2 separate regions of the Homo sapiens genome follow, and region 1 is linked to region 2. A link is an interaction called in ENCODE POLR2A ChIA-PET data of the cell type or tissue named here. Cell type or tissue: K562. All regions are shown on one strand. Links, peaks and the distances in the headings refer to the core of each region. The heading gives the core; the rest is flanking DNA. Region 1 holds the start of TRV-TAC4-1 (tRNA-Val (anticodon TAC) 4-1). Region 2 has its middle 12 kb from the start of TRK-TTT6-1.

Evidence for each region. ChIA-PET counts read pairs that join two places held together with the same protein. Peaks named below come from ENCODE experiments on the same cell type or tissue, not always from the same donor. Only the 100,000 strongest peaks of a DNase experiment are listed, where the experiment ranks them.
Region 1: POLR2A ChIA-PET joins it to region 2 with 5 read pairs; 4 of 35 experiments call an interaction of 5 or more read pairs at or near these places.

Annotation. Positions count from the first base shown.
Region 1 is chr6:27,287,473-27,292,855 of GRCh38, forward strand. TRV-TAC4-1 (tRNA-Val (anticodon TAC) 4-1) reads left to right here and starts at 3,154; the gene lies at 3,154-3,226. RefSeq lists an enhancer at 3,739-4,384. In K562, for the core only: no CTCF peak of the experiment used is centred there; DNase peaks (open chromatin) are centred at 849, 1,489, 2,699, 3,249 and 1 weaker place; H3K4me3 peaks cover 2,416 bases.
Region 2 is chr6:27,344,475-27,349,857 of GRCh38, forward strand. No RefSeq gene overlaps it. Among named protein-coding and RNA genes, the nearest start is that of TRK-TTT6-1, 12 kb to the left of the region's middle. In K562, for the core only: no CTCF peak of the experiment used is centred there; no DNase peak of the experiment used is centred there.

The DNA of each region.
Region 1 (5,383 bases), core at 183-5,182, 57 kb before region 2:
TGTTGTGAAAGGCCTGATTGTAGCAGGGAGTTTCTGTAATGTAATAATTAGCATGTCCGCCTAGCATGTGAAAGGATTCTGGTTTTTAAATCCAGTGGAAACAACAGCTTTTCCAAAAAATTTGTCTCATGGATACCTTCTTCCAGTCTGAGGCTGGCGTTTTCTCTCTCAATAGCCTTTTGATGAAGATAATGTTTAGTTTGGATGAAGTCCATAGTTTCAATCTTTTTAAAAATGCTTACTTGTTTTGTCAAATCTACAAAACATTTGACTATCGCAAAGGCAAAAAGGATTTTTCTAAATTTTCTTTAATAGGCTTTGTTTTCATTTTCACTTTAAGGTGTATGGGTGAAAAATTTGAACAGGCGCTTCACAAAGACGGCCAAATGGCAACTGAACAATTTGCAATCAGAAAAAAAAAAAGAAAGAAAGAAAGAGGGAAGAGGGTCTAAACAAGCAAATAAACGAAAAACGAGAGGCGAGGCTACCAGGTTTCTTCCATTTCTGGCAAACATTTATTGTTGTTGTTTTTTCCTTCACAGAATTATTTTCAGAAACCTTCCACAGGAGATTCGTGCGTGGAGGGGGTGGGGTGGAAAGAAGTAGGGAATGGAGAAGATTACTAAGAAAAGTTTCCTGTCTGGAACTGCGGCAGATCTCTTTGGATAGAGATGACTACTTAACCTCACTCTGCTTTCCTTCGCCGCGGTTGCGGCCGCGACCCTGTTCTTACCACCAGCAATTCCTCCAGGGACTTGGTCAGCAGCCCAACTTGATCTGCGTCTCTCTGCTAAGGTGTTTCCGCAACAGGGTCAACTCCAAGTCTCACCTTTCTAGGAATCCCGGGCGCAGCGCGGGGGTCGGGACTCCGACCTGTATTTCCAGGCGGAGGTTTCCCTGGGTCAGGCGGCCACTCTCTGCCAGAGATTGTCAGTTATCCAACTGTCAATAGAGCCGCCGCTCCAGCGAGTTTAATTTAGGCACAGAAAAGTCCTGCCTGGGTTGAGGTGGGCTTAGGATGAGTTTACTTGAGTGTGTGATTTAGAAATAGATCTATGGGACAGACAGACACGAAATCGGGCATTGGGGCCCTCGCAGGCAGGGTATCTAGACTGGCAGCTGCCGGTGCAGGATATTGCCAAGGACTCGGCATCCGGCTCAGCTCAAGGTGGGGACGAAGACGTCCTGGTTGCAAGGAGGAGCCCTACTCCCCCCGGAATCAGAACTGTGCATAGCGGGCTCTGGATTTGCCGGGATGTTTGAGGAATTTGAAATGAGAAAGGAGAGGAGGAAATGGTTTAATGGTATATTGAGTTACTGGAGTGTATTTTAGTCACCGATTTTGGTTTTAAAAAATGAGAAATATGGAGTGCAGGATTTCTGCCTGATTGAGTACAAGGCTAGAAAATAAGTGCTACAACCTCCCTAGTCCACCTACACTTCAATGTCTTAAATCCTAGTGCATCTGCAGAGCCCAGCACCGGATGGGGGAGGGGAGTGGGGGCGGAGAGAGAACAGAACTGGAATTCTAGGTAGGGGAGTCAAATTTGCTAGGCTCTCAGCTGAGACCATCGCATTTGTTCTTAGTTGGCTAAGGGTATACACATGATCTGAATCTCTCTGAGTATTCCCAAATTGTTTGGGGGAAAATTTAGCTGGTTTTAACTTAGAGATTAGGTCACACTAGGTCTCACATCCTGTGTACTTTGAGAGGACAAAAGGATAAAGGGTAGAAACTGGCATTTTAAAAGAACCGATTATCACACATTTTATAGCTATTTAATAAGGTAATCCTTAATATTATGACCTGAAATCCTCTCCATGGCTGACTCTCATGTGTTCAGCTTTATTTCATACCCCACCGCCCCTTTCTCTCCAACCACACTGTCCTACTTGCAAATCGGTCCCTCTTATTTACCATGGGTTTGGGTACATAAGATTTCTTTTGCCTTTAACACTCTTTTAAATCTAGTTAACATCTCCCCAACCTTTAAACTTGAGCATCATTATTTTCTCAGAGAACTCTTCCCCTAAACTTTCTAAATTAATCTTCATATATATTAAATGAGAGCACTATATGTCTCTCTTTTCTTGGAAATGCTGCATTAATTTGGATGATAACTTGATTACTGTCTGTCTCTCACAAGAATATAATTTCCAAGAAGACAGGTGCAGTGCCTGGTTTCGTTTACTAATAAAACCCTACAGTCCATTGCAATGCCCATATATGCAATGGACACACAATAAATATTAGTTGACTAATATGTGAACCCATACCATTCTACAAAGTAAATGTTAAACTTATTTTGAGACAAGGAACTGAGGTTAATAGTTAATTGTCCAAATTGCAGAATTAGTAAAAGAGTTATTTCCTATTTTTCTCGGATTTGAGACTCAATTGCAGAAACTGTGTAATCAGTAGGGAAAGAGGAATTGAATTCTTCCCTTTAAAAATAACAGAAAATAACAATGGCCTTCATGGTCAACATCTTTAAGGAAAAATGCAGACTGGTGTCTTTGAACAGGATTTTTACAATCATCACAGTGAGACACTAATTAACCACACAAATTGAATGCTGTATAGAGAGGTATTTGATAGACAATAGAACCTTTCCACTTTCCTGATAGTCCTCTGCCCTTCCCAAATTCTGTAAACATGCTTACCCTCGTGATATATCCAGAACAATATGAAGATCTCCAGACAGGAAACGCAGACATCTGGTCATCAAGATAGGAGATACATTCACTTTGAGCCTCAACTTAAGTTCACAATATTCTGGCCACCGCAACCCTTCCTTTTACACTATGTAGACTTTTGTCTACTACATTACATCTCTTTACATTTTTATCCATAAACATCGACAACAACGAAATCACACTCTTCTGAATTCCTGCCTCTGCCCCGTGAAAACAAAAAAAAAAGAAAAAAAAATCAACGTCCACAGTAACAAGCCTCGCATCTGAGGGGAAATTTTCTTAAATTCTCCAGTCACGTCTGAAAAAAAAAAGTTTTAATGGAGGACTTTGTAGTAAAGAAAAGCATGGTAACCTTGATAATTTACTGAAAGGAAAGGCCAATCAACTCGATGTTACCAAAGCTGAAACAGAAAAATTTAATTCTCCCTTAACGAAGGAAGCCAACGCAGCACACAGGTTTCCGTGGTGTAGTGGTTATCACATTCGCCTTACACGCGAAAGGTCCTCGGGTCGAAACCGAGCGGAAACAACTTGCAATTTTTCGGGGTGTTTCTGTTTTCCAAGATTCCCTTAGCTGACCTTGACAGTGGACGTCTTTACAATGGCACCATCGCACGATCTCTCGATCACTCTCAGCTTTCAAAAGCAGAATACTGTTCTATTAGGTGTTTCTCTCTGCATGTTGTCGGCAGTGTTCTGAATAGGAGGAGATCCCTGCCTTTAAAGGGGGCGAGATTGGGGTGGAGGGGTCTCTGCTCTCTTCCTAATGCGAACTGTCGCCTGCTGGCTTTATTCAAGGAGAGGCTCTTGGGGATTTCCGTAAGTAAAGTCTCCGCTTCTAGACCAAGAGTCCCTGACCACTTGAGTGAACATTACCAGTCTCCAGCAATTCATTTATTGTCAGACAATATTTTCAAAAATCACATGACTTTTAGAGAAGACAAGAAGAGAAAATGGGGAGGGAATATGTGTAAGACAAGATTCTGCAGGGAGAGCTCAATTAGGGCAGACGTTACTGCGTCGCCTGTTTCTCCACGATCATTTCCCTTGATGGTCCCGATCGCCACAAAGACGTCAGGGATTAGGGTCGCAGGCGCCTTGTTTAATGGCCTTTTGGCTTGGAGCATTTCCAATGCGGGTCAATGCGTAGTAGCACTTTTGCGGGAAGCTAGCGTTGCATGGAACATTAGGCCGCACCCGCCTCTCCAGGTCCCGGCTGGGCTCTGGTTGCTCACTCACTGCTGTGAACCTGGCTCCCTCCGAAGCATGGCAAAGTTCCACTTAAGGACGCTCCAGGTGGATATGGGGTAAAGCTAGGGTGTTTCCCGGCATGTACATACACTGGGGTCCTCGAAAGGATCCTAGACGGGGAGATGTGTGGGCACAAAGTGTGAAGATGTTTGTGTCACATGTTAAGTTAACCAGAGTGCGTCCACCAGAGAAGAACTAAACAACTAACTAACTGGAATGATTCTACCAGTTTTTGTCAGCTAGCTTTAATAATTAGCCACTACAGTGCTGGCAGATTGATTACATGAATTGAATAGCCTAATGTCAGCGATGGAAACTAAGCATGGGCCCAGTAACAATGGGCTTGTCTGTTACAGGAACTTAAAAAGATCTTTTCAAAATGCAAATCTGTTCATGAGACTTCTCTGCCTAAAATCCTTCCATGGATTCCCATTGTTGGTAGGGCCAATTCAAAAATCTTTAACTTGGCCTATACATAGTAATCATAGTTCTTAGTTTAGACTCAATATAGATCAATTCATGCCTGTTAATTTTAGTGCGCCATCCTCTTTACCATCAAGTAAAGTAACCTGATTTATTTATAACAATCTACTAGAGGGTCCTGCACCATGCACATGTTCTCTCCTCCTCAGGCCTCATCTCCTACTACTTGCACATCACTCTGCAGCTCAGTCTTAATCACCAGACACACTGACGCTGTCTCAGCTCTTCTCCCCTCAGGTGTTTTGGCCATGTTGTTCTCTCTGAGGTGCAGAAAAGAAGGCCTCTGCTGGCCCTTCTCCTTGCTCTCCATTCAGCCCCTTCCTTTTCCCACCTGATTCTATCACATTCCTAAAGTCTCGCCTAACTGAGAGAAGGTGATATTCCAGAAACAAACATTCCCCAGTATGACTTCTCTACATTTTCACTGATTGTAATTCAGGAAGAAGGAGGGGTAGAAATGTGCCCAGGGTCCTATTTATGCTCAATATAGTTAAAACAAACAAGCAAGGAAAAAGAATATTGGGATCAACCCTCTAAAGCACAGGTGGACAATGGCTGTCAAAATTGCCAATGCACTACTCTTTGATGCAGCTTTTCCACATGAATGCAAGGTATCATGGCAGATATCAGAGATGGTGTATGTTCATAGATATAAAGAGTTTGCAATAGCCGATGGAAAACTAAACTAACTGCCCATTAAACTATGATATATACTAACATAATTGAATACTATACTAGTTTATTTATTTATTTATTTTTTTGAGATGAAGTCTCATTGTGTCGCCCAGGCTGGAGTGCAGTGGCACAATCTCCACTCACTGCAACCTCCACCTCCCAAGTTCAAGACCTTCTCCTGTCTCAGCCCCTTGAGTAGCTGGGATTACAGGCATGCACCACCATGCCTGGATAATTTTTGTATTTTTAGTAGAGATGGGGTTTCACCATGTTGGCC
Region 2 (5,383 bases), core at 190-5,189:
CACTTCTCCAAAGATTGTGCTAACCTACTGGGACATCTAACCTACCAACCTACCCTCCTGCCTGAATTCATGATCGATGAATTTATGATGAAACCAGATCATTTTCTTTTCACACATCACCACACCCAGCTAATTTATATATTTTTTTTGTAGAGACAGGGTTTTGCCATGTTGCCCAAGCTGGTTTCAAACTCTTGAGCTCAAGTTTTCCACCCTCCTCAGCCTCCCAAAGTGCTAGGATTATATGCATGAACCAATGCACCCAGCTGAAACCAGGTCATTTTCTATTGAAATGTAACTGGTAAGAGATACAATCAATTTAAGACCTCTGCTGACTGCTTATTATCATGCTTCCCTTTAAAGCCATTTGAAACTTTCCTTATTCTCATCACAGGCACATGAGGTAATATGACTCATTTATGGTCAATGGAATATATATTAAAATATTGCACAAAACCTGTAGGTCATGCCTCTAATGGGAAAATGTCATCTTTCAATTCCTGCCAGCTTGAAAACAGGCAAGATGCCTTAACCTCAAAATGGAAGCATAGGTTGAAGATGATGGAGCAATGAGATTGCAAGATCCTATGTTCCTGCTATTATGGACTTCTTATATCTGTGAATTCTGGGTGGCTTATGTCCTTAGACTTTGTGTAACCACTGATATTCTGAGTCTAAGACATATTCCTATATACTAACAACCTCTGAGTACAGAGCCAAACCTGAATGGAAATCAAGTAGGTATAACAAATAACCTCAGTATATTAAAACATGCATGTAAAGAGAAATGGAAGAAGTTATTTTACATTAATAAAGACTAACAGGCTCCTCTCATAAACAGGAAAAACCAAATTGATACTTCATGAAGACCAAACCAACTAAGTGATTCACTATTTCAATGGGAGAGTTATTTCCAAAGTTATTTTTGAATAAGCTATGGAAGAACATGCCAGAATAAATTATGCATGAAGGTCCAGTATCCATAGCTGGAGTTTGGTGGTCAGTTGCTAGAGATAATTGAGCATATCAAGTTAAAAAATTCCAAGACAGTTGTGTTAAGTATAGGAGTTAGAAATTATTATGGAGACCGACATCTATTGTCTTAGTTTATTCAGGATGCTATAACAAAATACCTTAGACTAGGTAATTTATAAACAACAGAAATGTATTGTTCACAGTTTTGAGGGCTGGAAATTTCATTCAAGATCAAGGTGCCAGCAGATTTGGTGTCTGATGAGGGCTTGCTCTCTGCTTGATAGATGATGCCTTCTATGTGTCCTTGCATGGCCCAAATGGCAAACAAGCTCCCCCAGGCTTCTTTTATAAAAGGAATAATTTTATTCATGAGGGTGTAGCCTTCATTAACTGATTATCTCTCAAAGGATACAGCTCTTAATACCATCACATTGGGGATTAGGTTTCAACATATGAATTTTGTATGGATGCAAACATTCGGACCATACCATTTCTGTACCTTAGTTGTCTATTTAAAGAAATAAAAGATTGCTGGATAGCATCAACTTTGATTTGAGTAATCACTGTAAATTTTGATTTAATTCATTTTAAATATATATATAAGTATATATATTTAAATATATAAATATATATATAAGTATATATATTTAAATATATAAATATATAGTGAAAGGTAGATGTGGTTATATATTTGTGGGTTGAACCAAACAGTTCTAAGACTCATCTTGCAAACCAAATAAAGTGCATGCCTTCCTTATGCTCTTGTTATTACAGAACTCACTTTCAGTCAATGTTACTAAAGCATCCTCCCTTATGCAGTTAATATTACAACACTCTTCCTGGGTCAATGAAAATTCACTGAGCATCTACTAAATCTCTACTTTTACCTAGCTTCTGTGAAGTTCTAAAACTCTAACGTATGGATCCTACCCTCAAAGAACTTGTTACTGAACATCACAGTACCAATACGTACTAAACACCATGAGAATATACACTACAGAAATTCAAAAAAAGAAGAGATGAGTGTTGAATGGAGCTGATGAAGGCAAATAATAATAAACTAAAACTATGTATGTGCTAGGCCGGCCATGAGAAGCTTGAAAGAGGTAGGAGTAAGAAAAACAAAGGAGGATATTCCAGTTGCAGTTAGCACATGGTAAAAGTGTTGGGAAGTAGGAGTGAAAGTGACTGAAATGTGTTTCAGTGAGTAGGATGGTATTTGCTGTATGGGGAATTCAGTAAATGAATTTTCTCAGGTTGAAACAGCAACAACAAAAAAGCCATATGATTATAGGTGCATGACAATCTTACATTTAACTAATATTAATACTTTAAAAATCCATTGCATAATAATTCACTACAGTATTCTTATATTCCAAGACCATCAAATTTGCTTAGTTATCAAGTTCCATTTTTTTTTTAAAAAAAGTTTCTTTGCATATAAAACAATACATGTGCACTAAGATTGGAAAATAAAATGATAACCAATAAAATCCCACATTTTGTTGCATATAATTCGAGTGATTATATAAATTATTTATATATATACACACACACTGTACTTAGTTTTAACCTTTTTTTGCTTTATATTAATTTTTACTAAATATTCTATATTATTATTTTTAAAGATTCTATAATATTCCAGCTTATTTAACCAATTTCCCACTGTGAAACACAAATTGGTTGTTTCTAGCTTTTCATCCATGTAGCAAAGTTAAATTAATAATCCTTGTTGTGGCCAGGGGCAATGGCTCATGTCTATAATCCTAGCACTTTAGTAGGCTGAGGAGGGCGGATTGCTTGAGTCCAGGAGTTTGAGACCAGTCTGGGCAAAATGGAAAAAGCCTATCTCTACCAAAAATAAAAAAATTAACTGAGCATGGTGGCACATGCCTATAGTCCCAGCTATAGGCCCAGCCTCCCTGGGAGACTGAGGTGGGAGGGTCACCTGAGCCCAGGGAGGTCAAGACTGCAGTGAGCTGTGATTGCACCATTGCACTCCAGCCTATGAGACAGACTGAGACTCCATCTCAAAAAAAAAAAAAAAAAAAAAAAAAATCCTCATTAAGAGGGGGCTTCAAGATCCCTGACTAGAGGCACCCAGCACTTGCCTCTTTACACAGAAGGATTAAAACAGTGAGTAGATAACAACATATAAAATAACAGCTTCTAAGAGGGAACACTGGAATTCAGCAGGGAAGTGACAGGGAACCTCTGAGGCATGAAAGAAGAGGGAAGGAAAGCAGCTGGCCAAGCTGGATCAGCTCAGAGCCAGGAGGAAGTCCCCATTGCAGGAGGAGTAGGGGAAAGTAAGGGAGAGAATGCCAACAGTCGGTATTCCCACCATGGACTCCTGGAATCCTAACCAGCCACAAGAGAGCCCCTTGGCCCTCACAGGCCCTGAGACTTGTATAGGGAGCTGCCTGGAGTCCACACAATGGCATTGTTCCACAGGAGTTTGTGCTGGGTCCCACCAAGCTTCTGAGACCCAAGCAGTTGCAGCATGGTACTATATTGAGAGCCCAGCCCCCGCTGGACTACATCCTGCCCTGGGACTCCACAGCCCCCGCATCTCCACATCCCTAAAGCCCTGCTAACATACTCTCATGCCCACCCAGAGGGCTTCAGTGTCACTATGCTGGATGGATCCAGCAGTGCAGCCAGGTCCCCAGCACTGTTGTTCACAGTGTCTTACACCCTGGGAAGTGGGCAGTGCAACAAACTAGAGAGAGTGACCCCAGAATAAAAGGAGCGGAACCATGTACTCCCTAGATCATGAAAGCCACCTACTTAGGGCTGCTGCCACTGACAGCAACCCTATCTCCTTCAGGGCTGGGGCACTACACATCTGCATGTACCTTCAAGGGCCCTGAGGAATGGTCAACCAACATACTGTTTTGGGGCCTGAGGACAGGCCAACTCCAACTGTTGCCAACAGTGCCTGAGTGCACCATCTATAGGCCTGTGTATCAAACTGCCGTGCCTACTGCAACTGGTGGTGATGTGTGCCATCCAGGGGCCTGAGGACAGGTCTACCCAGCTGACCACCACCACCACTGGTGCCCAAGCATGTTATCTAAGGGTCTGGAGATTGACCCACCCTGCCTGTCAGTGCTGTCCATGCAAGCTGTCTGGAGGCCTGGAGATAGGCCTACCTTGCCCACCACTACTGGCATACATGTGTGCCATCCAGAGGTGTAAGACATGCACATTTCATCTTCTGCCAGTGTCCACATATGCCTCCCAGGGGCCCAGGGACTAGCCCACCCAGCCTGCCACTACCACAGCCACTGGCAGTCACCCACATGTGCCACCCAGGGCCCTGGAGACTAGATTACCTGGTCTGCTGGTGCCACTGCTGGTGCCACATGCATTGCTTGGGGTCCAAAGATTGGTCTACCATCATTGCCACTAGTGACCCCACGCACACCATGTGAGGGCCCAAGGACCTGCCCACCTAGTCCACTGCTGCCACTGCTAGCACCCAAGCAAGCCAGCTGGAGGCCCAAACACTGGTCCACTCAAGGGCCCATGAACTGGCACACCCAGCCCACTGCCACCAACACTGGTGCTGAAGGACCAGCCCACCTGGCATTCCATCCCTTGCAAAGCCTCACCACAGCCTTCATTAACAACTGCAACATAAGCCACTGAGAAAATCATAGACATTACTGACACTGATTATAGCCATAGAAACTATACTACTGTGCCCATCTAGAATCAACACCAACGCACGATACCCAACCAACAATACAGATAGCCTTTAAAGGAAAAAGTTTTTTTCCCTACAAAAGGCAATCCACAAAATTGGAAGAAGTGACTGTTACTCCAGATGCACAGATATCGACGTGGGCATGAGAAACATAAAAAAAGCAAGAAACATGACATCTCCAAAAGAAAACAGTAATTATTCAGTAATAGTTATCAATGAAAAATCTTTGAAATGCCTAAAAAAAATTAAAATAATGATATTAAAGAAACTCAGTGAGGTTGGACGCGGTGGCTCATGCCTGTAATCCCAACACTTTGGGAGGCTGAGGCGGGTGGATCATGAGGTCAGGAGATCAAGACTATTCTGGCTAACATGGTGAAACCCCGTCTCTACTAAAAATACAAAAATTAGCTGGGCATAGTGGCACATGCCTATAATCCCAGCTATTCAGGAGGCTGAGGCAGGAGAATTGCTTGAACCTGGGAGGCAGAGGTTGCGGTGAGCTGAGATTGTGCTATGCACTCTGGCCTGGGCGACAGAGCGAGACTCCATCTCAAAAAAAAAAAAAAAAAAAAGATGAACAATACAGAGGAATCAGAATAACAGTTAATTACCTGAATGAGAAATTCAATAAAGAGATATCATAAAAAGGAACCAAACAGAAATCCTGGAATTCAATGACTAAAATTGAAAATA